Regions from separate parts of the Homo sapiens genome. Here region 2 is linked to region 1. A link is an interaction called in ENCODE POLR2A ChIA-PET data of the cell type or tissue named here. Cell type or tissue: GM12878. All regions are shown on one strand.

Region 1 (2,500 bases):
TTGAGTCCTTTGCCCCCTTTTTTTTTTTTTTTTTGTAGAGATGGGGTCTTGCAATGTTGCACAGGCTGGTCTTGTGTATATACATTTATGTTGACCTTTTATTCCTCGTAGTAACCTTATGAAATAGATACTAATTATTATCTATTTTTAGATGAGGAAAATGGGACATGAAGAGGTTAAATAGGTTGTTAAAAATCACATGCAGGTAAATGGCAGAACTGAGGTTTATAAACCTAGATGGTCTGGTTTTGGAGTTCCTGCTCCTAACTGTTGCACCATATTGCCTCCCAACGTTTAAAAATTAGGAGCTTTCAGCTGGGCGCAGTGGCTCATGCCTGTAATCCCAGCACTTTGGGAGACTGAGGCGGGTGGATCACCTGAGGTCAGGAGTTTGAAACCAGCCTGAACAACATGGTGAAACCCTGTCTCTACTAAAAATACAAAAATTAGCTGGCTGTTGTGGCATCTGCCTGTAATCCCAGCTATAAAAGAGACTGAGGCAGGAGAATTGCTTGAACCCAGGAGGCGGAGGTTGCAGGAAGCTGAGATCGCACCATTTGCACTCCAGCCTGGGCAACAAGAGCGAAACTCCATCTCAAAAATAAATAAATAAATAAAAATTAGGAGATTTCCTGTCAAACCGTGGAGAGCTGGCTTCTCTTGAAAAATCAGAAAAAGAGAGGACACTGGGCCATATCCCCTGAGGTCACAATTGGCTCGTGCTGCATCAGGCCAGTCCCTTAGCGAGGTGGTGTTCTCTGGCTCACCCCCAGCCCCACCAGTCCCCCACTTCCCTGACTCTGAGTTCCTGTTCACTTGACCCAGTTCCTACACTCGTTTGTACCAACAGACACTTTAGTCTTCAACCCCTGGGTTAAGGTTGTATGATAATATTTATAGATATGAATATTTATACAAAGAATATTTATGCAAGCACCAGGCACTTTTGTTCTGAGAGAGGAAGTGTTTTCTTCCCCATTTTATGTGTGAGTAACTGAAGCATGGTGAGGGCCCGTACTCGCATGAGTAACAGAGACAGGGTTTGAACTGTGCAGTGCTTTCAGCTGTATTATCTCCCCTTCCTTTGTGGTCTGGGGGTTCCTGCATCCTGTTAAAGATTCTAGGCTGGGCGTGGTGGTTCACACCTGTAATCCCAGCACTTTGGGAGGCCGAGGTGGGCAGATCACCTGAGGTCAGGAGTTCAAGACCAGCCTGGCCACATAGTGAAACCCCATCTCTACTAAAAATGCGAAACTAAGCTGAGCATGGTGGTGTGCACCTGTAATCCCAGCTACTCGGGAGGCTGAGGCAGGAGAATCACTTGAAACTGGGAGCAGAGGTTGCAGTTAGCCGAGAGTGCACCACTGCACTCCAGCCTGGGGAACAGAGTGAGACTCTGTCTCAAAAAAAAAAAAAAAAAAAAAGATTCTAGGGGTAAAGTTGATCATTAGAGCAGATGAAATTTCGGTACTGAAGGAACCACATGTGAAGAAGCCGTACGAACAGCTCACTTCTGTTTTTGTCTATGCACTGAGTAGATTCTAGCCTTAGAGAGCATAGTCAGCTCTCTAGAACTATTTATTGAATGAAAAATAGACCAGGAAGAGTCACCTGTTGAGAGTCTCATAAAGAGGAGAGAAATCTGACAAAATTTCAAACAGCGAATCAGTACCTAGTAGAAATTAAAAAATTTTATTTACTGAATTTTTTTTAATAACTGGAGGAAATGCCCTGTTTGTTTTTTTTTTCTAGCTAGTATTAAGGATTTTTTGTTTTTGTAAGAAAATGATACAATTCTGGCCCATTTCTCAAGCAAGTTTATTTTAAAATTCCCACAATTCTCTTTAAGTGTTTTGGGAGTTGGAGCAAGTGATAACAAAAGCAGCTGAGAAATGAGGCTTTGGCCTGGTTATTGTCTAACCAGGTGGGTTGAGGTCCCTGAACTTTAAGAAGCTTTTGTGCTTCCAGCTGTACCAGGGGGATTAGTGGCTTAGTCCTACCTCATGGGAGCACATTTTATTGTTACTTCTCATAGAGCTGAAACCATAATGTTATGGTTTTTTATACAGCACCATCTGCTTCAGGCTCTCGACATGCTTAGAGTGTTTCCCCTCACTCCCCCTTCAAGTTTCTCCCTCCACATAAGTTCAGTATCTGGAAGAGTGAATTCACTTTGGGCATAGCAACAGATGTGCATGGTAATATGTAAAATGCAGTCGGTTAGTTACCAATCAGTCATGTGGTCATCAAATGTTTAATGCAGACAAGGCAGTGTGCTAGACTGCTGTGATGGAAACAAAGTTAAGTAAAATGTGGTTTTTGCTTTACGGGACCTAGTGGGGGCATATTATACAAAGACATACAAAAGGTTTAATAGCTGTAGGAAATAAAAAAGTTAATGAACATAAGTAGAAGAGAGTATATGCAGCTCATCATTAATTTCCAAATGAAGGCTGCAGTTGTTAAGTGCTATAGGAAGTCAGTGTTCTCTTTGATAAAG
Region 2 (2,500 bases), 910 kb before region 1:
CAACAGTCTCGCTCTGTCTCAAAAAAAAAAAAAAAAAAAAAGAGCACAGGCTTTAGAGGCAGGCCAATCTGGATTCAAATCCTGGCACCTGGCACCACCACTTAGCAATGAGTCCTTAGGTAAGTTATTAAACCCCCTCGGTTTCACTTACTATTAATGGGCACAGTATTAACGGATCTCATTGTGGTGTTACCAGGGCCAAATGCAAGTCCCTCAGCACAGGATTGGCAGAGAGTAAGGGCACAATATATTATTATCTTTGCTGACCCAAACCCGTTTTTTACTGGGTAGAAAGCAGAATTAGAATAATGCCTATTAATAAAGACTAGCTTCTGGAGCAGCAAATCCTGGGCTTATAAGGAGGCTGGCAGAGGATCAAGGCATTGCCCTATATCATGAACTGATAGCCCTGCCCTCCAGCATGTCTGGAGGACTGGTGGGTAGAGAACCAGGTGAAATCACAAGAAGCACTGTCATCACACCTGGGCACATACTAAACAAACTTTAGGGGCCTCCTGTCAATGAATCCTCTCAATAGCTCTGCAAGGCAGGTCTGATTTCTCACACTCGACAGATGAGAGAACCGAGAAGGCACTTGCCCCAGGGTCCTCAGTTTTGAGCTGCCAAGCTGAGGTTCTAACCTGGCTCAACTCCTAAGTTTATGCTCTTTCTACTATAGGGACCATGGCTGCCTTTGGATCCAGCCTCGGCTTCTCTATTACCTGAGCAGGATGAGAGGCTGTCCTCTTCCTCGAGCTCTGCTTTATTCTTCCAGATCAGGGTTGCCAGATAAAATACAGGATGCCCAGTTACAGTTGAATGTCAGATAAACAGCAAGTACTATTTCAGCATAAGTCAGTCTCAAATGTTGCATGAGACATAATGTACTAAAAAAAAAAATGCTCATTGTTTACCTGAAATTCAAATTTAACTGGGAGCCCTGTACTTTTATTTACTAAATCTGGCAACTCTACCCCAGATGTCTGTGAGGTTAAGTGGGGCCAGGCCTACAGCTGACGGAAGGACAGAGAGAGAGGTGGCAGGGACTGCTGGCCTCCTGAGGCAGAGCTGTCCCAGGTCTGGTGGGGCTATGATTCCAGAGAGGCCAGAGACTGAGTATGAAAGTGGCAGGCGGCTGGGTCTGAGGAGATGCCAAGTTGGCCTCTTGAGGGAAATAAACAGGTATATTTAGCTGTTGTGGCCTTGCGCCCTGAGGCCAGGAAGCAGCTTTTTAGCCTAAATCCAGATGTTAAAAACAGAAATGAAATCAGTATTTATGGCCCCAAACCCTCCAAGCAAGTCATGCAGCTCGTTCCCCTGTCAAGGCCTCCCACCTTTGGCCCACACAGGGCCTGACCCTCGTCTAAGCCTGCGCCCTGGGGAACGGACCCTGGGGGTGGAGGTGGTGGGTCAGGCCCTGCTCTCACTTTCACACCCGCTTCCTAGCCCTGAAACCAGAGAGGTTCCTGAAGTCCAGCCCAGCCAGGCCTGTGGGGCTGCTGAGAGGGGTTAAGTAAGAGGGAGAGTAAAAACCGACACTTGGGAGGAGGCTTTTAAAATAAACATCTGCGGGGAGGGATGCTCTCAAGGAGGCTGCGGTTTGCAGCTCAGCCAGCTGTGTTCCAGCTAATCAGCCTCCTTGGGCTACTCTGGAGTTGCTGCCTTGGCCCTGGGATGGGGTAGGTTAAGAGGACAGAGGGAGGTCAGGGAGCTGGGGGCTGAGTTTCCCTGAGTAGAGGCTGGCACAGGAGAGAAGGCATCACCCCCACCTCGTCCAGGCCAGAAGATGTCCAGCTTCTTGAGGCTCTCCTAAGTCTGCCTCTCCTGGGACCAAGAGAAAATCCCGGTCCTTGACCAAGGTGGGCCTTGGGGGGAGTGGGGTGTAGAGGGAGGGGCACTGGAGAACTGACTCTACAGAAAGTCAAAGCTGGCAATCCAACTTCTTCCCCTCAGATTTATAGATGGGAAAACAGGCTTGAGCCACGCAGAGACTTGACCAAGCTCACACAGTTCCTTAGTGGCAGAGCAGAGCAAATATTCTCTTTCTTTTACATTCTGGATTTCCATATCTTCTCTCCCTCCTGGTCCAGCCCAACCTCAGGGCACCCCCCACGAGGTGGGCGGGGGATGGCTTTGTCACTTGCACCCACTCGGGGTGCTACTCAGAGATCTTGGGTGCACATAGGACGTGGGTGGGCCGAGCTTCTAGCTACTCCGTCAGGCCCTTCCTGTCATTCTGTCTCTGCCTCCCTTCTCCCTGCTTCTCCGTGTTCCTCCTCATTCTTTTCTGTGTGCAGGGAGACTACACCCCCCACCCCGCTCTTTCTCTGGCGCCTCTGAGGTCCCCCCTCTAGCCCCTAAATCACTCTGGAATCCTGGCTCTTTGAAGCCAGATCTGGGCCCCCCTCCCCTACCCCTTCCATTCCCAGGCTGGGAAAGGCTGAAGAGGCTGACGGCTGGAGGGGAGGGGGCGGGGCGGTGGCGGATCTGGCTTCCTTTT

What was found. Peaks named below come from ENCODE experiments on the same cell type or tissue, not always from the same donor. Only the 100,000 strongest peaks of a DNase experiment are listed, where the experiment ranks them.
Region 2: POLR2A ChIA-PET joins it to region 1 with 7 read pairs; 1 of 35 experiments calls an interaction of 5 or more read pairs at or near these places.

The regions. Positions count from the first base shown.
Region 1 is chr5:142,418,687-142,421,186 of GRCh38, forward strand. The region is part of intron 3 of SPRY4-AS1 (SPRY4 antisense RNA 1); the gene reads left to right. Among named protein-coding and RNA genes, the nearest start is that of SPRY4-AS1, 95 kb to the left of the region's middle. In GM12878, no CTCF peak of the experiment used is centred here; a DNase peak (open chromatin) is centred at 1,025.
Region 2 is chr5:141,506,425-141,508,924 of GRCh38, forward strand. The region is part of intron 3 of PCDHGA1 (protocadherin gamma subfamily A, 1); the gene reads left to right. All of the region lies in intron 3 of PCDHGA2 (protocadherin gamma subfamily A, 2), which reads left to right. All of the region lies in intron 3 of PCDHGA3 (protocadherin gamma subfamily A, 3), which reads left to right. The region is part of intron 3 of PCDHGB1 (protocadherin gamma subfamily B, 1); the gene reads left to right. It also overlaps PCDHGA4, PCDHGB2, PCDHGA5, PCDHGB3, PCDHGA6 and PCDHGA7, and 13 more genes. Among named protein-coding and RNA genes, the nearest start is that of PCDHGC5, 19 kb to the left of the region's middle. RefSeq lists enhancers at 1,192-1,241, 1,512-1,561, 2,417-2,500. In GM12878, no CTCF peak of the experiment used is centred here; a DNase peak (open chromatin) is centred at 1,293; H3K4me3 peaks cover 1,103 bases; H3K27ac peaks cover 2,349 bases.